2 separate regions of the Homo sapiens genome follow, and region 1 is linked to region 2. A link is an interaction called in ENCODE POLR2A ChIA-PET data of the cell type or tissue named here. Cell type or tissue: OCI-LY7. All regions are shown on one strand. Each heading gives the region's core, and the rest is flanking DNA. Links, peaks and the distances in the headings are about the cores only. Region 1 has its middle 33 kb from the start of RNGTT. Region 2 overlaps ANKRD6 (ankyrin repeat domain 6).

Region 1 (12,409 bases), core at 2,511-7,510, 610 kb after region 2:
ACAGAGTGAGACCATGTCTCAAATAAATAAATAAATGAAAGAACCAGCAATATTTCAAGCAGAAAAGTTATAGAAAAATTATTTCAGCTGGGTGCAGTGGCTTATGCCTATAATCACAGCACTTTGGGAGGCTGAGGCAGGAGGATTGCTTGAGCCCAGGAGTTTGAGACCAGCCTGGGCAACATAGCGAGACCTTGCCTGTACTAAAAATAAAAAATTAGCCAGTCATGGTGGTACATGCCTGTGGTCCCAGCTGCTCTAGAAGCTGAGGTGGGAGGATCACTTGAGCCCAGGAGGTCGAAGCTGCAGTGAGCCGATCATGCCACTGTACTCCAGCCTGGGTGACAGAGTAAGACCCTGTCTAAAAAACAGTAATAACAACAATTTCAGTCCTTTATTACTTTAGTCTCATGTAATTAATTCTTGCTCTGCTTGATATTGGTTAGCAATTTTATGAGTCCCCTTTTTTCACTGAAGTTTTTGAAATTCTTATGCAGTCCAATTGTGTGATCTCAAAATTATCAGCAGAGGTGTGTATTTAAGAGTACCTGTGACAGTCTCCATTTTTTTCCATCAATCTTCTTGAAGACACAACACTCTAGGATTTACAAACAGAATGGAGAGAAAAAGCGTTAGAATAATGCAATTTGCCAAGATATACCAGATTTTTAGGAATCTCATGCAATTTTTGAACACATGTTAACACATTTATACAAATATAACTCAAAGTTAAGCATCATTTCATTCTTTTTTTTTCCCCAAGGAATTACAAAGCTACTTTTAATACTTTGGGGTGAGCCCCACAGGAATAAAAAACACTGGGAAGGGGCAACTGTGACTCCCATGGCCCGGGGCAGAGAGGCTACCTGAGGGGAAGGAAGCACGAAAGGGACCTGCTGCAGATGCAGGGACACTGGTGAATGGCAGGAGGGTTGCGCATGAAGCCACAAAGCTACTTGGGTTTCTCCTTCTCATTTGCCTTTTTCTGCTTTTGCTGCATGATCTCTGAGTCCCTCTACTTGCAGGTGGCATCAGAAAGCTGGTCATCTTGGTGCTTTCTCTTAAATGAGTTGCTCTGCTTTTCCATATTTTCTGCTGGGTGAGCTCAAGCTGGTCACCATGGGTCATGGCATTGACTGACACCCTGGGAGGCCAAGGTAGGAGAATCACTTGAGTCTACAAGTTTCAGACCAGCCTGGGCAACATGGTGAGACCCTGTCTTTAACAAAAGTAAAAAAAGATTAGCTGGGCATGGTGGCGCATGCTCATAGTCCTAGCTACTCAGGAGACTGAGATGGGAGGATTGAACCCAGGGGTTTGAGGTTACAGGGAGTTGTGATTGTGCCATTACACTTCAGCCTGGGAGAAGGAGTAAGAGCCTGTCTCTTAATAAATAAATAAATAAGAAATGATAATTAAAATATTAAAAAATCTGCTCTTTGATAGAGAGGAGACTCAGTTTTTCAAACAATCTGAAAACTAGGAAAGACATTATAATGCAAATTCCTCTATCTCTTTTTTTTTTAACAATTTACTCAAAAGGTGAACAACTCTTTTACTATTTCTTGTTAACACTACAGGAAAATATTATTCATAAGAAAGCTGCACAACAAGAATTCCTGAGGACAAAAAGAAAAAAGAGAAAACCAAATTCTATCTTTGTATCAATGTATTACTAATGCTAAAGGATATTTTGGATAAAACCTTATAAACAGATTAATCCAATCTCAATCAGCTTTGACCACACAAGATTTCCATAGCCTTTTATTTATTTAAAAAAAAAAAATAGAAACTAGGTCTTGCTGTGTTGATCAGGGTGGTCTCGAACTCCTGGCCTCAAGCAATCTTCTTGCCTTGGCCTCCCAAAGTGCTAAGATTACAGGTGTGAGCCGGCGCACCTGGTCCCATAAACGTTTCATAACCTCTTACAAATCTTTTTCACTCTTTTTTCCCCAACTTTCTGTACCCATTCAGTTTTATCTTTTTTTCTTTTCTTCCCTTATTTTTTCACCAATCTTTCTGTTTTTATTACTTTAATTTAAAAGAACCTTTAAATAACCACTAAACTACACAAAATTACTTTTCCTTGAACAAAAAAACACATCTTCACGTTTTTAAAATAACTTTCCTTACCAAAAACACTTGCTACTTTTCTTACGTACTTTGTATACAGAATTATTTCTCTTACATGTAGTAGTTTTAATGACGTATATTAACTACAACTTTCTTAGTAATGCTAATTTCCAGTGAAAAACCTAGTAAGTAAACATTTTTTTTTTGAGACAGATCACTCTGTTGCCCAGGCTCACTGCAACCTCCGCCTCCTGGGTTCAAGCGATTCTTGTGCCTGGGCCACCCGAGTAGCTGGGATTACAGATGTGCGTCACTATGCCTGGTTAATTTTTGTATTTTCAGTAGAGACGAGGTTTCGCCATGTTGGCTAGGCTGGTCTTGAACTTCCGGCCTCAAGTGATTTGCCCACCTTGGCCTTCCAAAGTATTGGGATTGCGGGTGTGAGCCACTGCACTTGGCCAAGCAATTTTGATTGTTTGGTATCAGGTGCAGAGCCTGGCACAGAGGATAGAGCAGTCAAGACAATGCCTGGAGGATTTGACTCTTTCTAGCATGGCCAGGAGATACAGCTGGGTCAGGGAGGACATACTGGACTTGGCTCTACCCTGTAGTTGGTGGCCTAAGTGCTGTGGATATGCATATGTCTTCAGGCCTCATCATCGCCACCTGTTTAGGCCACAGAATCTAACAACTCAAAACCAAAGATGTAAGCTTATAGCTAGATCAAGAAAATATCAAAAGTATCACAGAAGCCACAGTTTTATTACCTTCAGACATCTAGCAGAGACAGCATACATTTGTCTGACCAGTATACTCAAGCAAAAATGTCTAAAATTCTGAAGATATTTCTATTTTATTTTACCAGCAATTTAAAACCTAGCTTTCTTTAATAGAGATGACTAAAGTCATGTGAACTTGAAAAGCATTTGGGCTAGTTATTTACTTTATAAGTGCTCATTTATTTGTAGGTCAATTTGGTACCCTGCAGACAATATGCAAACAGACATGTTTATACATGTATACATAAAAATACAGACAAACAGCCAGGTGTGGTGGTGTGTCCCTGTGGTCCCAGCTACTTAGGAGGCTGAGGTGGCAGTTCAGCCTGGGCAATATAGTGTGACCTTGTCTTTAAGAAAAGTTAAAAATAAAAAAAATTTTTACTTAAAATACAGACACTCAGGTGTGGTGGGTCACACCTTGTAATCTCAGCCCTTTGGGAGGCTGAGGCAGGAGGATCACTTGAGTCCAGGAGTTCAAGACTAGCCTGAGCACCATAGCAAGATCCCATTTATACAAAAAGTATTAGCCAGGTGTGGTGTTGTGTGCCTGTGGTCCTAGCTACTCAGGAAGCTGAGGCAGGAGGATCACTTGAGCCCAGGTAGTCAAGGCTTCAGTGAGCTATAATCACACCACTGCACTCCAGCCTGGGCAACAAAGTGAGACATTGTCTCAAAAATTAATAAATTGCTGGGCATGTTGGCTCATGCCTGTAATCCCAGCACTTTGGGAGGCCGAGGCAGGTGGATCATTTGAGGACCAGAGTTTGAGATCAGCCTGGCCAACATGGTGAAATCCCATCTCTACTAAAAATACAAAAATTAGCTGGGCCTGGTGGTATATGCCTGTAGTTCCAGCTACTCTGGAGGCTGAGGCGTAAGAATTGCTTAAGCCCAAGTGGTGGAGGTTGCAGTGAGTTGAGATCATGCCACTGCACTCCAGCCTGGGCAACAGAGTGAGACTCTGTCTCAAAAAAAAAAAAAAAAAAAATTAATAAATTTAAAAAAAAAACAGACAAACATACAGACTTAACAGCTTCAATTTTTAAAATTTTAGCAATTAGATATTTAAAACTCACTATTTTATTTATTTTTTTATTTGAGATATGGTTTTACTATGTTGAGCATGCTAACCTTAAACTTCTGAGCTCAAGCAACCCGTCTGCCTCAGCCTCCAGGTAGCTGGGACCAAAGGCACATGCTACTGTGCCCAGCTTAAAACCCACTAGTTAACAAAAGGACAATTAAATTAAGTCATGGCTCTGTAAATGGAACAAGTTAAAGTTTATCTGTCTTACATGGCCAAAGCCTTTCCCTAGTTTTAGAGGAAACAAGATAGCAAATTTACATCTCAATGTAAAGAGAAAGAATGTAAGGGTTTTCAACAAGGAGTTTGGTTGTGTTAGAGGAAGATTAAACATGACACCAAAGTCAAAGTCATGGGAATTTACTATAGATTTTACAAGGAAACATACAGATAAGCCTAGAAAAAAATTCAAAAACCTTTTCCAAATAATCAACTGAATGCTAGAAAGCCATATTTTGGACACCAATCTTGTTAGATATGTGGTTTTAAAATTTAGTTTCTGTTTCTTAACTGGATCACTGAGCTCAGGGTGGACCCCATTAAAAAATAAGGCCAAAAAAGCATTTGCAATTTCTAGGGCCTAATACTAGTATATGTGAAAAGCAGGTGCAGTTGGAAGGAGAGCATCTAGAACCCCAGGAATCCAGGATCCCATTTTTACACTGAATCCCAGGTCCTTAAAAAGAGGGAAACACTAAGCCGGGCACGGTGGCTCATGCCTGTAATCCCAGCACTTTGGGAGGCTAAGGTGGATGGATCGCCTGAGGTCAGGAGTTTGAGACCAGCCTGGCCAACACAATGAAACACCATCTCTACTAAAAATGCAAAAAGTTAGTTGGGCGTGGTGGTGGGCACCTGTAATCCCAGCTACTAGGGAGGCTGAGACAGGTGATTCGCTTGAACCTGGGAGCAGAGGTTGTGGTGAGCCGCGATCGCGCCATTGCACTCCAGCCTAAGCAACAAGAGCAAAACTCTGTCACAAACAAACAAACAAACAAAAAAGGGAAACACTATGGGATCAGGCTGTGCAATGTTTCCACTCTGCACCTTGTTGCAAGGATATTCCCCCAGGGCTGGTGGGTGACCCAACATCAGTTTGCCTACTCTGTGATCAAACCATCCCCCATGGGAATCTTATCACTTTGTGGTGAGTGTTCCTACAGCCTCCAGGTGTCCAAACCACACCTCTTTTTATCTAAACGCATGAAGAAATAAGTAGCTTCCTGCAGTAATAACCATTTGTGATAACCACTGTCAGCCACCTCCAAAACTGCAGCCCTTGCCAGTGACCCACCAGTCTTCACACACAGAAAGGTCAGGTTTCTCTCACAGTACAAAGTAATCCCTGGTACCCCCCAAAGCCAGAGAGATCAGGAAACTCAGTGCAAAAGAGAGTAGAACTTTAGACATGACAGTAACCTGCCCATGACTCTTTAGGCTCCAGGAGGAAAAGAGAAGACCCTAAAAAGGGGATGTATGGCACATTTTCCTGTGTTCCTCAGGGGGTCTCAGTGGCAAAAAAAGCCTGGGTACAGTGGCTCATGTCTGTAATCCCAGCACTTTGGGAGGCTAAGGCAGGAGGATTGCTTGAGCCCAAGAGTTTGAGACCAGCCTGGTTAACATAGTGGGACCCCATTGCTACAAAAAATGAAAACATTAGCCAGGCCTGGTAGTATACACCTGAGGTCCTAGCTATTTGGGAGGCTGAAGTGGGAGGATCCCTTGGGAGGTCAAGGCCGCAGTGAGCCGTGATTGTGCCACTGGACTCCAGCCTGGTGGGCAACAGAGTGAAACCTCGTTTTAAAAAAAAAAAAAAAAGAAAGAAAGAAAAGAAAAGGAAACAAAAGAAAAGAAAAAAAGGCAAAAAGGAAGTAGAAGTGGAAAGAAATGGAAGAACAAATCTTAGAGGAGCCAATTTGGAGATTTTAAGCTTTCTTGAAAGGCCACTGAAATTTTATATTTTTCTCAGCAAAAATCATGCCAATAAAAAAGGAAGCAAATACAAGAACCAAACATATAATTAGAAATGAAATTCAGTCGACTGGAAAAAATTCCCAGAAACAGGATCCAAAAGCGAAAGTTTTTTTTGTTTTGTTTTTTGTTTTTTTGGGTTTTTTTTGAGACAAGGTCTCCCTCTGTCACCGCGGCTGGAGTGCAGTGGCACAATCACAGCTTACTGCAGCCTCAACCTTCCAGGCTTAAGTGATCCTCTCACCTCAGCCTTTCAAGTAGCTGGGACCACAGGTATGCGTCACAATACCAGGCTCATTTTTTTTCTTTTTGTGGAAATGGGATTTCACTATGTTGCCCAGGCTGATCTTGAACTACTAGCCTCAAGTGATTCTCCTGACTCAGCCTCCTAAAGTGCGGGGATTATAGGTGTGAGCCACTGCACCTGGCCAGTTTTCGTTTTTCAAAAAAAAGAAAAAAAAAAAAGAAAAAACAAAAACATTATAGTCTAAATATCAGCTTTTGATTAAGCTGACTTCTGAATGACCATGAAGATTAAAAAAAAAAATTTTACAAATCTCTTACTATCAGATTTTATCCAGGACAAACAGCCAATATTCCTGGCTTTTGAACTCTTTACCAAAGATATCTTCCTAGAGATTCACCAAAACCAAAATGCCTTAATCAAGATTATGACTTAACCAAGGATGTATGAGGCATCTCCAAAGAGGTGCAAATCAGTCCTCACAAGATTCAGAACCACCCCAAAGATAGCTCCAAGAAAGGAAAGTTTCATTAGACACAAATGGGGTACAACCCACATTTCTGTCTGACCATATCCCTATATATCAGTCAAAGTAGATTTAAAGACAAGGAGTATTTCTAAAGATAAAGAAGATCATTTTGCAATGATAAAAAGGTCATTTAAACAAGAAGACATAATAATTAATTTTATTTATTTATTTATTTTGAGACAGGGTCTCTCTCTGTCACCCAGGCGAAGTACAGTGGCGTGATCTCAGCTCACTGCAAACTCCACCTCTTAGGCTCAAGCTATCCTCCCACCTCAGCCTCCCAAGAAGCTGGGACTACAGGCATGCGCCACCATGTCTAGTTAATTTTTAATTTTTTTTTCTACATATGGGGTCTCACCATGTTTCCCAGGCTGGTCTCAAACTCCTGGGCTCAAGCAACCCAACTGCCTTGGCCTCCCAAAGTGCTGGGATTACAGGTGTGAGCCACCGTGCCCAGCCAAGAAGACATAACAATTCTAAGTGCATGTGCACCTCGTAATAGCTTCAAGGTGTATGAAAGCAAAATATTGATAAAAGAGAAATAGATCTCCAGGCATACTTGGAGGTTTTAATGCTTCTCCTTCAGTGTGTGATGGGGTAAGAAGACAAAATATCAATAAAGTTATAGAAGATTTGGATAGGCCGGGCGTGGTGGCTTATGCCTCTAATTCCAGCACTTTGGGAGGCGAGGTGGGCGGATTACCTGAGGTCAGGAGTTCGAGACCAGCCCAACCAACATGGAGAAACCCCGTCTCTACTAAAAATACAAAATTAGCCGGGAGTGATGGCACATGCCTGTAATCCCAGCTACTCAGGAGGCTGAGGCAGGAGAGTCGCTTGAACCCGGGAGGTGGAGGTTGCAGTGAGCCGAGATCGTGCCATTGCACTCCAGCCTGGGCAATAAGAAACTCCATCTCAAAAAAAAAAAAAAAAAAAAAAAAGATTTGGATAACACTCTCACCATTTTGACTTGATTTACATGTTTATAGATAATCTAATAATTTCAGAGTATACATTCTTTATAAGTTCTTTCCATTCATCAAGATATACTTTATGCTGCTGCATTATATATGCAATTTAAAAATAATATCATTTACAAAAGCATCAAAATATGAAATACCTAGGAATAAAAAATTTAATCAACAATGTGCAAAACCTGCACACTGAAGAACATTAAATATTACGGTGAGAAATTAAGGACCTAAATAAATGGAGTGGTAAACTGTGTTCATGGATTGGAAGCATCCATCTTATTAAGATGTAAACTCTCTTGATATTGGCTCATAGAGCCAAAGCCATCCCAACCAAAATCCTAACAGAATTATTTAAACAGAAATGAGCAAGTTGATTGTAAAGCTTATATGAAGTTGCAGAGAATCTAGAATAGCTAAAATAATCTTGAGAAGGACAAAGTTGGGAGACTTCAACACTTCAAAAACATAATTTTTGAATTCAAAAATTATTAAAAGCACTTTGGGAGTCTGAGGCAGGAGGATTGCTTGAGCCCAGGAGTTCAAGACCAGCCTGGACAACGTAGTGAGACCCTGTCTCCACAAAAAATAAAAAATTAGCCAGGCATGATGGCACACACCTGTGGTCCCAGCTACTCAGGAAGCTAAGGTTGGAGGATTTCTTGAGCCCAGGAGTAAGCCCTGATCACACCACTTTGCACACTAGCCTGGGTGACAGAGCAAGTCCCTGATCTCAAAAAAAAAAAAAATTACTAAAAGGCTACAGTCATCAAAACTGTGTGATACTATTGTAAGTAGATCAATGGAATCCACAAATAGACCCACACATATATAGTGGATTGTCTTTTTACAAAGGTGCCAGGGAAATTCAATGGGGAAATTGATAGGCCAACAAATATGACTAGAACAACTAGATATTTGGAAAAATTATAATTTTATATTACATTTGTAGTATACATTTATGACAAATTACAATTTTAACCCTATGTTATCCATGTTCTGGGAAATAAATTACATATCTGTTACTCCTATAGAGTTCTCTCAAGCCACAGGAGTATTAGTTATTAAGTAAGCTTTGTTAAGGGGCTGCAGTAACATTGTGGACACCAGGGTATCATTTAGAAAACAGTTTGAATTTATTAAATAATGCTTTATATTCTGGATGATATAATACAAATGGCCTTCTGTTTTTAGTTCCTCTACTTACATTCATGATAGAAGTTTCTAATTCCATTTATGACCAATAATACATATTTGTGAGACTGCTAGCAGGTGATGGAAATGCAGGTGTTACCTCCTTGCACAAAATGAAATTTCACAAATAGCTAAATTGATTGAAAGAATTAATAGATCTACTGTAGTTTATTTCTAAAGCATCTTTCTCCTGACCTCTTCTAGGAGGTTGGGGGGTGGGGCTGAAAGTTCCAATCCTCTAATCCTGCCTTGGTTTTTGGGGTGATTAGCCCCCATCCTAAAGCTACATAGGAGTTGCCAGCCATCAGTCAACTAATTAGCATGCAAAAGTATGTTTATCACTTCAGAGAGTCCAAGGATTTTAGGAGTTATATGCCAGGAAGTGGAAGACCAAATATATATTTCACAATATTCAGTGACTAATGAAGGTTAATCAAAAAGGAAGTTCCTGCTCTAACAAACTAAAATGTAAATGTAATTTAGTTTTGAAAACCTTTTCTAACACAGATTGTGTTTTGAGAGTGGTTTCTTGAGGAGAAAAGATCAGGCTGCTATATGATTCTGACTCCCAGATCAAGGGGCCTTTGTAATTGGGCCAAGCTTGGTATTCCCCAAGGAGTTCCTGTCTTCAAAAAGGCCTATTGATACCAGAGGGTAAAGTTGCAGCTGGAGTAGCAGCACAGTTTCTTTCCTATCATTCCAATGATCCAGGAAAGTCTCTCAATGCTGGGACAAAAGTTCCCACCATGAAAGATGTGTTTTCTCTTCCATATAGTGTTAGAGATACACCATAAACTCTCTCTCTCTCTCTCTTTCCTGCCACCCTATTTCTGCAGTGTATTTCCCGCTCTGGTCTATGCAGTCAATGACACTTCCATTACTATAATATTACTTGACATGTTCAAGTTACTGGAGGAGTGATTAGATTACATTCTCTTTACAGTTGCCCTTCAGTATCTGTTAGTGATTGATTCTAGGATCCCCCTTGGATAGCAAAATCCATGGATGCCCAAGTCCCTTGTATAAAATGGCATAGTAGCTGGGTGTGATGGTGCATACCTGTAATCCCACTTACTCAGGAGGCTGAGGCAGGAGGACTGCTTGAGCCCAGAAGTTTGAGACCAGCCTGGGCAACAATAGTGAGACTCTGTCTCAGAAAAAAAAAAAAAAAAGAGAGAAAGAGAATGAGAGAAAATGGGGTAGTATTTGCATATAACCTATGCACATCCTCTTGTATACTTTACATCATCTTCAGATTACTTATAATACCCAATATAATATCAATATTATGTAAATACTTGTTATACTATATTTTAAAATTTGTATTACTTTTTATTGTTGTATTTTTCTTTTCCCAAATATATTCAATCCCCAGTTGGTTGAATCTGAAGATACAGAACCCACAGGTAGGAAGAGATAACTGTAATTAAATAACAGGCCTGAGGATACACACTTGACTAATACTGTCACTACAGCTTGCTTGCTTTCTGTTTCTTTCTTTCTTTTCTTTTTTCTTTCTTTCTCCTTCCTTCCTTCCTTCCTCCCTCCCTCCCTCTCTCCCTCCCTCTCTCTCTCTTTCTTCTTTCTTTCTTTCTTTCTCTCTCTTTCTCCTTTCTTTCTTTCTTTCTTTCTTTCTTTCTTTCTTTCTTTCTTTCTTTCTTTCTTTCTTTCTTTCTTTCTTTCTTTCTTTTCTTTCCTTTCTTTCCTGTTTTGAGACCGAGTCTTGCTCTGTCTCCCATGCTGAAGTACAGTGGCATGATCTCGGCTAACTTCAATCTCCGCCTCCCAGGTTCAAGCGATTTTCATGCCTCAGCCTCCTGAGTAGCTGGGGCTACATGCATGTGCCACCATGCCCAGCTAATTTTTGTATTTTTTTTTTTTAGTAGAGACGTGGTTTCGCCATGTTGGCCAGCCTGGTCTGGAACTCCTGATCTCAAGTGATTCGCCCGCTTCAGCCTCTGAAAGTGCTGGGATTACAGGTGTGAGCCACTGTGCCCAGCCTGCAGGTTACTTTCTAAGGCCTCCTACTACCTGTTACAAATGATCTCTCAGGAAGGATAACATTTGCAAGTGGGTCATCTCAACCATTTTGTGTTGATTCTTAATTTGCTATTTTATGGAGCATGTACCAAGGGCCAAGCTAAGTGCTTTATCCACATTTTTCTAATGTAATCCCCATGACACACTCTCAAATAGATACTTTTACTTCTCCATTTTACAATTAACTTACTTTGGGTCAGAGAGTTAGGTGATGATAGAGCTGAATCTCAAAAGCAGATCTGCCACACTGGAAAAAGCCCTTATGAATACAGTGAATGTTGAAAGCCTTCACCTGAAGGTGTCACCAACCTCTTTCAGCATTAAAATTCCACAATGGAGAAAGGCCTTAAAAAAACAAACATAAAAAAAAAAAATGACGATCTGAGCTCAGAGGGTGACAATCCTGACTTTATCCCCAATCCTACGTATCTTGTTACTCTCTTTGTATTTTCTATCACTTGGTCACCTAATCTAGGCAGAAAAACTATACTAGGCAGCATAGGATGAGATAAAGCAAAAGGCAAAAAACTGCTTTGCCTTTGGGGAGAGTTTGATCTTATTAAGATTTAGTTAAGCAGTGGGTCTCATTATGTTGCCCAAGCTGGTCTTGAACTCCTGACCGCAAGTGAGCCTCCTGCCTGAGTCTTCCAAAGTGCGGAGATTATAGGTGTAAACCACTATACCCAGCCAAGCAGTGGTTTTCTTTTCTTTTCTTTTCTCTTTTCTTTTCTTTCCTTTTTTGAGACGGAGTTTCACTCTTGTTGCCCAGGCTGGAGTGCAATGGCACGATCTCAGCTCACCGCAAACTCCGCCTCCCGGGTTCAAACGATTCTCCTGCCTCAGCCTCCCGAGTAGCTGGGATTACAGACATGCAACACCACACCCAGCTAATTTTTGTATTTTTAGTAGAGAGAGGGTTTCTCCATGTTGGTCAGGCTGGTCTCGAACTCCCGACCTCAGGTGATCCACCCACCTCGGCCTCTCAAAGTGCTAGGATTACAGATGTGGGCCACCACGCCTGGCCAAGCAGTGGTTTTCAATTTAAGATACATACTAGAATCATCTGTGAAACTTTTTTTTTCTTTTTTTCATTTTGGAGACAGGGTTTTGCTCTGTCATCTGGTCTGGAGTGCAGTGGCATGTTCATAGCTCACTGTAACCTCAAACTCTTGGGCTCAAGTATCCTCCTGCCTTGATCTCCCAAAGTGTTGGGATTACAGGTGTGAGCCATTGTGCCTGGCCTATCTGTGGAACTTTAATAAATGCTGATGGCAGAAATTCTGATTTAATTGGTGTGGGTTATGAAGACTGGGCAACAGGACTTTTCAAAATGTCCCAGGTATTCTAATGTGCAGCCAAGGCTGAGAACCAGGGAGAAGGTAGAAAGAAGACGGTAGAAAGAATATCCTCAAATGAAAAAACATTATAGCAACTACAATGTGCAAAATGGTATTTATTTCTGTGAAGGTTATCAGAATCGAAATTGAGTCATTCATGTTAAAAAAAAAACAAGACAAAACA
Region 2 (12,409 bases), core at 3,640-8,639:
TCAGGAGATGAAGCCAAAACCCAGGAGTTGATAGCAAAAGGAAGATATTCAAGGCATCATGGAACTGCACCCCCAGTACTGGTTGTAGAGCTAAAAGAAGGCAGGAGGAGAAAGAGGGGAGCTAGATACAGGAGCCAAGGAAGCTGAAGAGCCTTGTGCCAGCTTCAGCAGTCCCAGACCACACACCCCTCAAAAAAACCTCCACACAGCAGCTGTTGCACCCTCCAGGCCCTGCTGAACCATTCAGAGGGGCAGAGACCGCAGGACAGCCTCGAAGAAGAAAGCGCACCTGAGCTGGTGCCTGCTCTAGGATCTGCAGGACACACAGTGAGAGGGGGAGAGGGAAAGGGAAACAGTGAGGTCAGGCAAAGTGGAAGAGAAAGGAGTTGCTTTAGAATTTTGAAGCTGACTAAACTGAGGGCCATGTGGCCATTTTTCTGAGCATCACATGCATTTACAGCTTGGAACTCACTTTGGGTAACATCCACTCGTCAGTTTAACTGGACATCCCTGAGTTCTTTTTCATGCCAGGTTGTGTTCACTGCAGTCAGGCAGCTAAAAGCAGGCCCCAAGGCTTGTCAACTCCTGGGGCTGCTCAGAGCAGGGGTACCCTTCAAGTCCACCCCAATGGCCCTGGGGGCTGTGGTTCCAGCAGAGATCCCCCGTCTTCCAGAGTGCGCTGGGCCTGGGGGTCTGCAGGGGTTTAGTACACATCCCATTCTGGAAAGGGGTGGGAACCACTTTAGAAAGCAATGTTGCAACTCAACTTACATTGTTAACAATGGTCGTATCTGCTCCGGCTTCCAGTAAGATTTTGGCCACCTTCTTGTGATTTAGGGCAGCAGCAACGTGAAGTGCTGTGTCTCCAGCCTGGAATTGATTAGAAGGTCTGCTAAACCTCATCTGCTCATGGCCTACAGCCCCCAGCTTTTCATTACCTGGCCTAGGTGTGGCTCTTCAAAGTCAAACTGAGATTTGCCTGAGACTGAAATGGGGCCCTTTGTTAAAGCGTTATGAGGCTCTACTTAAAGAGGTCTTGGAACTAAGTGACCTCGGCACCAATATCACCTTTCTTTCTGAGTGAGGATACCTGAAATCACGCAGCAGGATTAAACGCAGGGGCAAAGTAATGCTGGCCTGGGTTGTTGAGAATGGTGGGACCTGAAGCCTCACGAGGACAGGAGGACAGGCAGGAGGCCTGGGGCAGGCAGGCTAGTCATTCCACTTTTGGCTCTGTTCTTTTACCCAGGGAGGTCAGAGGTCAGAAAACTGCTTGGTGTCTGAGTGCTGGATTGAGCAGGAGAAGCCGTGAAGATGGCTACTTCTGCAAGCACCGGAGAGGTGACAGGCCAGCCTGCAGCTACAGCGGGTAGATCTGAAGGGGCCACTGGGACTCAATCCATCTGCAGGCTCAGGATATGCTTTGTGCGGGTGGAAACACCAAGAACCAGTGTTCACTCAAGACCAACTGTTTTCTACATCTTACAGATAGCCTATAAATAAATGTTCATATTATCTTTATACAAGAAATATGCTTTCACAAAATCAACTATGAAAGGAGGATAAAGACAACTGCAGCTTAGTGGGCCAATTCCAAATGCAAATGCTGTCATTTTCCAAACACAATGATATAAATAAACCAGACAAATATAGGAGAAGTGAAACAATTCATTCTTTCTCCTATCAGGTGATCAGGCAAAGCGCCTGATACTTTTTTCCTGGGTAGCATGAACATTCAGCCATCTTTGTGAGGGGTGGGAAAATTTTTATTTCATTTCTGAGTCACTTAGCTATGTGTATTGAAGGGAAGCTCTGCACAGTGCTTTCCCCTTGGCTGAATATTGGAATAAGCTTCAGAGCTTTAAAAAATGATGATGCCTGGGTCCCACTCTCAGAGATGCTGAATTCATTGGTCTACCATGTGGGCTGGGCAGGGGGACTTTTTAAAGCTCTCAAGTGCCGTGACACGCTGCCAAGGTTGAAAGGCACTGGTTGGTGGGGGCTATGCAGGGGTCACCTGATGATCTAGCACCCCACTGGGGAGGCCGTGCTACTTGATTAGGTCAGTGGCTGTATACTCAGACAGAGAGCTTTTTAAAAACACCATTGCCTGGACCTCACCCCCAGAGGTTCTGACTCTTTCAACTGGGGTGGGATCCAGGAACAGTATTCTTAATTCCCCTGTTGATTCTCATATGCAGCCAGGGTCAGAAACCACCATTCCATGGTATTTTTAATCTACACCACAATCTAATTTTTTTTTTTTAGTTAAGATTTATGCACTCCAACAAAGAAAAGTGAAACAATGTACCACATAGGTGTCAATAAATACCAAGACAATCTAATTTTCAAATCCAATGACTGCTGGAAATTGTGCACATTTCTAAGGAAGACGGTAATATTCACAGCTTTATTTCAAAACCCCATTGCATGGCACTCTCTACAGATTATATGCCCAATTTTATGGGAATGAAAGACTATCAGCTCAAGTGTAAGTAAGTGGCAGTGCAAGGAACAGAACTTAGGGAGTTATAAGACTTCTAATTCCTATGCTTGCTTGGTGGGTTTTTTTTTTTGTTTTTTTTTTTTTCCTTTAAAGAGACGGGGTCTCATTCTGTTGCCCAGACTGGTGTGCAGTGGCAAGATCATGGCTCACTCACCACAGCTTCAAACTCCTAGGCTCAAACAATCCACCTGCCTCAGCCTCCTGAGTAGCTGGAACTACAGGCACATGCCACTCTGCCCAATTTTTAAATTTAATTAACTTATTATTTATTTATTTTGAGATGTAGTCTTGCTCTGTTGCCCAGGTTGTAGTACAGTAGCATGATCTCGGTTCACTGCAACCTCTGCCTCCTGGGTTCAGGCAATTCTCCTGCCTCAGCTTCCTGAGTAGCTGAGATTGCAGGTGCACGCCACCACGCCTGGCTAATTTTTGTATTTTTGGTAGAGACAGGGTTTCACCATGTTGGCCAGGCCGGTCTTGAACTCCTGAACTCGAAGTGATCCACCCACCTTAGTCTCCCAAAGTGCTGGAATTACAGGCATGAGCCACCACGGCCGGCCAAATTTTTAAAAAAATTTTTTGTAGAGACAGGGTCTCGCTATGTTGCCCGGGCTGGTCTTGAACTCCTAGCCTCAAGTGATCCTCCTGCCTTGGCTTCCCAAAGTACTGGGATGTGAGCCACTGCACCCGGCCTCCCTTGCTTCTTTACTAAATCACATTCTTCCTCGTGGGTTTTCTTTTTAAAATCACATTTAAAAAACAAAGCCTGCCCCAGGATCTCCAGAAAATGTTCAATATGCAAATGTGGTGATATGCACAGGAATTATAAGGGCACACTTTCTCTAGCAGGCCAGATAAGCCAGGGCCACTAGAACTCAGTGTGACACCCATGCAAAGCCCACTGCTGGCTGAGTCCCAGGTAGGTGACATGGCAGCTTCCCAGCAGCCTCTGCTCCCGTTTGCACTAACAGACCTGTCCGGTAGCCTTGTGGGAAGGGTGCTGGCAGCCATGAAGAGAATACATGCACTGACCTGGTTCTTTTCATGGACAGAACAGAAAGCAGTGAGGAGGAGCCTAATGATGGACAAGTGATTATAGCGCGCAGCAACGTGCAAACAGGTGTCTCCTGCCTGCGGACAAAAATCAAACTCTAAGCACAATCTGAGCAGTTACAAAACAAATAGAGAAAAGTAGAAAGAAAATGTTATTTAAAAGCTAGCAGACTATCATGTACTCTTTAGGGAATCATAAGCAGCTCTTTTAACATAGATGCTCCACCCCAAGGCTCGCCATTCTTTGCTGCTGTGGGCAGCCCTGCTCCCTTTCTGCCTGTGCAGAACAACCACGTGGTCACAGAATCACTGCTTCCACGTTTATGAAACTAGACGTCTGCTCCCCATGAGACCTTTCCAAGAGCTAAGGCAGGCTCTGCTTACCTGTGCTTGAGGAGGATCCAGGGACCCTAGCCTCCCTACAACCCAAAAGGTCAGTAGTATACTGACTTAAGACCAACAGCATTGCTTTGGAAATGAGCCCTTCCCAGCATAGATCCCTCATGGATGAAAGGACAGGGCAGCAGGGGGGTTGTCAAATCTTAAGATTACACGTACCCCCTGAAGTTCAAGGAGTATCCCACTTCAGTTGGACCCCAATATCCTATATGGAGCTATGTAGTAGGGGAGCTCATAAGGAAGCAATCACTGGGAGCAAAAAAAGGGTATGAAGAAAAACTCAGGGGCAGGATGCTCAGTAAGCACAACAGGCAGAACCCTGTTCCCACAAAGACAATAAAGAACTGGAGACAAAAAGCTGCCTGCAGTGTTTTCTTGCCATTTCCATCCTAGCTCTGTCTGGAGAACACTGGCCACTTGGCATACTTTTCTCCCCTGCATTAAGACGGAACCAAGCTCAAAGCTGAGGTTCAGAGCATTAGATGAGTCTACCCCAAACAGGGAGACCCTCACCTGAGGACACTTTAGAAAGAAGCCTCAGATTTATTTATTTATTTAGCCAACGTGGCTAAGGCAGGGGATTTATAAAGGAAATACAGCTTCTTTGTGAAGAAGCGATACCCATGTGACCTTTCCGGTCAGCTCATCCCAAGGACGCCTCAGTCATCAGTAGGACCTGCTCGCTATAGATGCTGGGCATGGGGCATTAGAGGACCTCCCCTGTAAATGGCACCAGCTCATATTTGCTGATAATAGTACAACACTCAACACTCTATGTGGGTAGAGACTTTCTTAAAACATTAACTGGTTTCCTAGTCTGTAATTGGCCAGACACGTACTGTAAGAAATGATAAACCAAAGATGAGGCATGAAGGGAAAATGATGGGAGAAAAGCAGTATTTCCAAGTCTTTTGATTCTTCTTCTCACATGCCTGAATGATCCCTTAGAAAATTGCCAAAAAAAGAACACTTTAGAGATAGTCCCCAAATACTTTTTACATTTTAATTTCTAGATGTTAAGGTTCAAGTATGCTCATGAAGTTATTTTCTGAAGTGACACAAGAAAGAGAGAACGTGAGAATCTGGTTTTGTTCACCCACATTATTTTTGAGGTCAGCGCGGGACCCGGCCAGCAGGAGGACGCGCGTGCTCTGGGAGTGGCTGTTCTGGCAGGCCAGGTGCAGAGCTGTGTTCCCCGCCTTGGAGAGAGGCAGAGAGAGGGAGGACATATTAGCAACATGCTTCCGCACAGACTTGCATGCCTTGCAGAGGGGCAGTACTTACTCGGGGGAAAAGGCAACGCTCACATTCTCTGCCTCTTGCCCGATGGTTTCAGTGGGGATGCTTCAGAGGTAAGAACATTTAATTTGGAGTCTGAACAGGCAGAAGAGTCCTATTTGTCATAAAACCTTGGTTCCAAGTCCTGGCTCTGCAACTTACTAACTAAAAGCCAGCCTTTTCAAATGCTCAAATTCCTTACCTGGGAAATGGAGCATGACCCCCACATCCTAAAACTATGGGGATTGACTCAGAGTGTCTAGGAAGGTGTTTTCTTAACACACAATGCTGGACACATGCACAGTACTCAATTCCTATCAGATGACTTCCTGCCCCACATGGGCAATAGCTGTGGTTACAATCCCTGCCAATGGTGGGCTAAAAAAAGTAAAACTAGCCACTTCCTGGAAGGGCAGGCTAATGCAACTGAGATTTAACTTGTTAGCCTTTTTCAAGTCACCCATTCTTGTATTTTTCTTGAAACATCAAAATTTTAACTATGGACACCAGGCCCTGCCTTTCAGGCAGTACAGTTGCATCTATCACTTAGGACACAGATTGAGACCCTCTTGCTTTTTGGGTCCTTCTTGTTTTTGAGAACCTCAACAAACCACATCACAATGACAACCAAGGGTCAGAATAAGGTCCATAGCAATACTGCAGGAAAAAATTGCAGGACATGAACAGAACTTTTGAGTCTATGGGAGTAGGGCATGTGAGGCCGCTGATAACCCCTAGAAAAGTAACAAGAAAGCAAGGCCGTGTGATAGGTGACATTGTGTCATCCAAGAGCCTGCAAGCACTCAGGAGGTTAAACACAGAAGCTCCGCGTTGGTTCTGCTGAGCTCAAGTGCTGGGTCAGGCTTGCAGGTGCGTGGGCTCAGAGCATTACACTGCCTGTTCATTGCTTCTCCCTCACCTAGTTCACACCCTTCTGGATCTCACAGTCCTGGCTGCCGATACTCCAGTATATCAGATTCCTGATCTTTTAAAAAGAGAAATGAGTTAAAAAAAAAAAAAATAGAGGAATACTGGATGCGGCCAGTTTGCTTATCCCCCTTCTCTTCACCTTAGCTCCAACCAGCCCTGGTGGACCTTTTGTCTCACTTTTACCTCCAGGCACAGGGAGGATTACAGGCCTGAGGTTCTAGCAGGCTCGCTGGTTCTCAACCCTTGGGTGCACATTAGAATCACCTGGGGAAGCTTTCAAACCAGCCCTGTGCACAGCCACAACCGTTCTAGGGACTCTGATTTATGTGGCCTTGGGGATGGGTATCCAGCATCCCTATTTTAGTACTGAAAGTCCCACATTCCGGGAAACCCTTTAGCCCAGGGCAAACTGGGACAGTCCATCACCCCAGGCCTGGTCTTCAGGTTTTTTTTTTTTTTAAGTTTTGTTTTTTTTCCTTTTTCGTTTGTTTATAGTTCCCCAGGAGGGTCTAATGTGCAGCCAGGTGGAGAACCACTGCTAGTTTAGTTCTCAGCAACAAGGGGTCTGCCCAGGTTTTAAAAACACTACTCTCAAGTTGTCTGCAAGTTATGGGCTTCATGGCAACCACTAAATACGTGTTGAATACATGAGTGAAATGAAAGAAATCTGATGCCTCTAGAAATAGATCATACCAAAGCTTATATTGCCAATAAGGAAATATCGATGATGTGGAAAAGCATTTGCACCAAGAAAATTAAAAACCATAGGTTTGGATAAACAAATTGTGGTAGATCCACACAATGGAATACTCCTCAGCAATAAAGAGGCGTGAACCATTCCTCCATGTAACGACACGGAGGAATCTCAAAAACATTATGCTAAGTTTAAGAAGCCACACACAGAAGGCCGCATACTGTATGATTCCATTTACATGACCTTTATGAACAAGCAAAACAGATCCGTGGTTGCCCGGGGCTGGGAGAGGGTGACTGGGGGCCTGCCACCAGAGGGCGCAAAGGAACATTAAGGGGCAATGGAAACATTCTATATCTTATGGTGGGGGTTACACAACCGTATACATTTGTCAAAACTCACAGAACAGCGTGACTTCATACCTATATCTCAAAACCTGACATTAGAAAATGTGACCTAGGGTAGATATATATGTAGCAGGCGTTTTTCCCCACCCTGAGTAGTGGGTACTGATTTCCCAGACAGGAGCTGCTACATCTGCTGAATAAGAAGGATCTTTCTACGGGCTATGGCTGGTACAAAATGTCCCTCCCTTTGAGACGCATGAGTTTCCTGACCTGTCCTTCTGAAGCCATTTTATTTACACAGAAACAATTTCTGGGCTGGGTGCAGTGGTTCACGCCTGTAATCCATCACCTTGGGAGGCCGAGGTGGGTGGATCACAAGATCAAGAGATCAAGACCATCCCAGCCAACATGGTGAAACCTCGTCTCTACTAAAAATACAAAAATTAGCTGGGCATGGTGGTGTGTGCCTGTAGTCTCAGCTACTCAGGAGGCTGAGGCAGCGTAATAGCTTGAACCCGGGAGGCAGAGGTTTCAGCAAGCCGAGATCGCGCTCCAGCCTGGCAACAGAGTGAGACTCTGTCTCAAAACAAACAAACAAACAAAAAAACGTGGTGATTACAGGCCGGGTTCGGTGGCTCACTCCTGTAATCCCAGCACTTTGGGAGGCCAAGGTGAGTGGATCACCTGAGGTCAGGATTTCAAAACCAGTCTGGCCAACATGGTGAAACGCTGTCTCTACTAAAAATACAAAAATTAGCTGAGCGTGATGGCAGGTGCCTGTAATCCCAGCTACTCGGGAGGGTGAGGCAGGAGAATCGCTTGAACCCGGGAGGCGGAGGTTGCAGTGAGCCGAGATTGAGCCATTGCACTCCAGCCTGGGCAACAAGAGTGAAACTCTGTCTCAAAAAGAAAAAAAAAAGTGATTACACACCATCAACTCCTGTTCCAGACCATATGCATTTTGAAGAAATGGGCAGCCACCCACCTCCTGAGCTGTGAGCCAGGCACTACCGGCGATATTACCATACGTAGCTTGCTGCTCTCAGACCTCAAGCTTTTGATCCATGAGGGAACCATGAAAAATATGAACTAGGAAACGACAGCACAAAGCTGCATGCGGTGCCAAGGGAGAGTTGCAGAAGCAGCCCAGTGGGTCTTCGGGGAGGGAGAGGGCCTGGGGCCAGGTTGGAGGTCTATAGGCAGGAATGAGAAGCAGGCCAGTGAGCCCCACTCTGAGGGCACAGGAGGTGCTCTAGGGGAAAGGAGCCAGGAGGAACTCCAGAGGTGGGCCAGCAGAGGCTTATAGACAGTGTCAGACAGGAGCTTTATGAGAAGGTCGCTGAGCAGAGGAAGAGCAGGATGAAAGGAGGGACTAGATTTGAGCCTGCCAATCTGCTTGAGGCATCTGAAATAATCCAGGGCATGCTTAAGAATGAGCATGGAAAGAGGAACAGGTGTGAGACTTGAAGATGTCCTAAGATGTAATGAGGGACTGGAGAGGGGAGACGGATGAAAATGACGAAGGCATGGCTTGCTTAACTATGCTCTCTAATGAACCAATGGAAAAGTAGTGAGAGCCAGGAGATTTCACCGGAGGGCAAAGCCACTGAGGTGGGTTCTCTTGCTCCCACAGAGATTACGTTCACAAAGGAGTTTCAGGCTGTCATTTCTATTTCCTGCAGCATGCAAGGTCTGGAGAAGTCACTTCATTGATGGGGTATATTTCTATAGCTTGATTTGCCTGGCATTGCTGTTGAAGATCTTGTATGCAGATGTCTGTGTGTCATAAGCTAGAGATACTATGGTTTCAGATTTGACTTGGCCATGAAATTGTACATATATATATATATATAGTGTGTGTGTGTGTATTAGGGAGGGTACTTACTGCTGCCCATTGTCCCCAGGCTACTGCCACCTAGAACCCCATTCTAGCCCACCTGATTCATTATCCTACCACTATTAGCTGAAGCTACCACTCTGTGATGTGGCAGTGCACTGTGGGAAATTCTCAGGCCCCTGCTACAGACCCAATCTGGCCATCCAGGGAAAGAAAAGAGGGTAAGCCCTTTTATGACCCTTCTTACCTCAACTGCAAATATCTCCAGAGTACTGATAACGCTTTTTTATTTTTGAGATAAAGTATATCTCTTGGCATGGGCACAGTGGCTCACGCCTGTAATCCCAACACTTTGGGAGGCCGAGGTGGGCAGATCACGGGGTCAGGAGTTCAAGACCAGCCTGGCCAACATGGTGAAACCCCATCTCTACTAAAAATAGAAAAATTAGCCAGGCGTGGGGGCACATGCCCAGATACTTAGGAGGCTGAGGCGGGCAGATCACGGGGTCAGGAGTTCAAGACCAGCCTGGCCAACATGGTGAAACCCCATCTCTACTAAAAATGGAAAAATTAGCCGGGCGTGGGGGCACATGCCCAGCTACTTAGGAGGCTGAGGCAGGAGAATCGCTTGAACTCAGGAGGCAGAGGTTGCAATAAGCCGACAGTGTGCCATTGCACTCCAGCCTGGGTGACAGAACGAGATTCTGTATCCAAAAAAAAAAAAAAAAAGTCTCTTCTCCCAATTGTAAAAGAAATAATGGGTTCATTCTGGAAAATTTGGGAAAGGTACAAAAATAAAAATCAATCTTAGCCTCAATTCCCAGAGATAACCACTGTTAATATTCTGATGATATTCTTCTGTGCTTAAATTTTTAAATACACAAATTTATATTAAGCACTGGGACATGTACTATATATGATCTTATATCTCTTTGTGATGTTCTTTAACAGTGGAAAGCATTATTTTCAAAACTACGATTTTAATATTAATTATATTCCACTGTATGAATGAACCATAATTCTAAGTCTCCCTCCCCACAGTTAAAAAAATATAACTACTGCTGTCATGAACATCTTTGTCGGTAAAATTTTACTGGTTTTATTGCTTATTTTTTTCTTTTCCATATTTCATTTCAATAGCAGGTTTTATTACCTTTTTAGGATAGAGTCCAAGAAAGGTAGGTACCAAGTAAAAAGGACCTTTTTTTTTTTTTTGAGACCGGGTCTCACTCTGTCACCCAAGCTGGAGTACAGTGGCACGAACTAAGCTCACTGCAACTTCCGCCTACCAGGTTCAAGCGATTCTTGTGTCTCAGCCTTCCGAGTAGCTGGGATGACGGCATGCACCACCACATCCAGCTAATTTTTTGTATTTTTAGTAGAAACAGGGTTTCACCATGTTGGCCAGGCTGGTCTTGAATGCCTGGTCTCAAGTGATCCGCCTGCCTCAGCCTCCTAAAAGTTTGGGATTACAGGCATAAGCCACTGCACCTGGCCAAAAAAGGCCCACCCCCGCCCCCACCTGCCCCCACGACAGTCTCTCACTCTGTGCCCAGGCTGGAGTGCAGTGGTGCAATCTTGGCTCACTGTAACCTCTGCTTCCTAGGTTCAAGCGATTCTCCTGCCTCAGCCTCCCAAGTAGCTGGGACTACAGGCATGAGCCACCATTCCCGGATAATTTTTGTATTTTTATTAGAGATGGGGTTTCACCATGTTGGCCAGGCTGGTCTCAAACCCTTGACCTCAGGTGATCCACCCACCTCAGCCACCCAAAGTGCTGTGATTACAGGTGTGAGCCACCATGCCAGGCCAAAAAAGGACCATTTTAAGGCTCCTGATTTGTTTTGCCAAATTGTCTCCCAAAGGTGGCTATTCGTATCACACTTTCCCAGCAGCATCTAGGGGAGCCCACTTTACTAATTTTCGGTATTAGCATTTTAAAGTTCTTTTGCTGATTTTTTTAATGCCAACTCCATTGCCATATTTTTTGAATACAAAAAAACTATGGGACAGTAATCGCATGTAGATTCCCAGCAGCAGTCAGGGGCCTCTCACATAAGCAGGGTTTTGGCGCTGTTGGTGCACTTGCTCCTGACCTGGAATATCAATCAGCTTCTAGCCTTTTCTGCAAATGAAACTTCTGGGCCGAATGGACCTTCAGGTTCCTCGTGCCACTCTGGGCTCTCACTCTTCTCACTGGAAGAAGGCTCCCACAGGGGGAGAAACCCACAGCCATCCTCACCTGTGAATGAGGCATTCTAGCATCTGCCAGGCCTCACCTTGTTCTTGGCAAGCACGTTGGCTCCTGCTTTAATGAGCAGCTTGGCTGACTGGCTGAAACCATGCCAGGATGCTTCATGCAAGGCTGTATTCCCATCCTAAGGAAGACACACAGGTGGGAAAGGCACATTACCCAAGACCTAATTCTTCTCATTATGATCAATACATCACAGTGGATTTTTACGGAACACCAGACGGCCTTTCTCAATTGGACTTTCTCATCTGAGCCACAGACTACAGAAGATGATTTGAGTGGTAAGTTTCTCCATTATCCCAGAAATGATACATCATAAGAACCATTCTAGATGCACAGAAGAGAAATGAATCCATGACGAACCATGGATGATTGTTCATAAGGCATTAGAGGTTAAGTCTCTCTAGGAACCCCAGTTGAGAGAGGCTCTAGGCCCCATCCACAGCTCTCGTTTAACAGAAAGCATCATCAGGATAGCATGCCATCTATTTCTTCCCACCTCCACCACCCTTAGAGTCTGCTCTGCTCCTGGCATCAGAGAGAACCCTGCAAAGATCAGGCAAAGGAAGAGGCCATCTTCATAAGATTCAGGGGCCTGATCGATTCCCCAACTTTTTTTCACTGAAACTTAATCTCACCCACCTTAATTCAAAAGCCTCAGGGCCCCAAACAAATAATGAACAGGGACTGAGGAAACAGTGATTTGGAAATAAAACAAACAAGTATCCTCAATGTGTGGCCTTTATTTTTTGAGACAGTCTTGTTCTGTCACCTAGAGTGGAGTGCAGTGGTGTGATCTCAGCTCACTGCCACCTCTGCCTCCAGAGTTCAAGCGATTCTCCTGCCTTAGCCTCCCAAGTAGCTGGAATTACAGACATGCACCACTATGCCTTGCTAATTTTTGTATTTTTAGTAGAGACAGGGTTTCACTATGTTGGCTAGGCTGGTCTTGAACTCCTGACCTCAAGTGATCCACTTGGCTTCCCACAGTGCTGGGATTACAGGCGTGAGCCACCGTGCCCGGCCTAATGTGTTGCTTTTAAATAGAAGTCATTTAATGAACATAGCTCGTATTTGCTTAGCTTACTATTTTAAACAAATAAATATCATT

The links. ChIA-PET counts read pairs that join two places held together with the same protein. Peaks named below come from ENCODE experiments on the same cell type or tissue, not always from the same donor. Only the 100,000 strongest peaks of a DNase experiment are listed, where the experiment ranks them.
Region 1: POLR2A ChIA-PET joins it to region 2 with 7 read pairs; 3 of 35 experiments call an interaction of 5 or more read pairs at or near these places.

The regions. Positions count from the first base shown.
Region 1 is chr6:88,990,186-89,002,594 of GRCh38, reverse strand. No RefSeq gene overlaps it. Among named protein-coding and RNA genes, the nearest start is that of RNGTT, 33 kb to the right of the region's middle. In OCI-LY7, for the core only: no CTCF peak of the experiment used is centred there; no DNase peak of the experiment used is centred there.
Region 2 is chr6:89,605,020-89,617,428 of GRCh38, reverse strand. ANKRD6 (ankyrin repeat domain 6) reads right to left here. Exons shown (of 16, transcript NM_001242809.2): 5 at 11,324-11,422; 6 at 5,059-5,157; 7 at 3,539-3,637; 8 at 772-870. It overlaps LOC124901359 (a long non-coding RNA gene), which reads left to right. Exons shown (of 2, transcript XR_007059673.1): 2 at 11,498-12,025. Among named protein-coding and RNA genes, the nearest start is that of MDN1-AS1, 27 kb to the left of the region's middle. RefSeq lists a silencer at 7,848-8,047. In OCI-LY7, for the core only: CTCF peaks have their summits at 5,016, 6,974 and 7,173 (motif pointing right); DNase peaks (open chromatin) are centred at 5,578 and 7,168.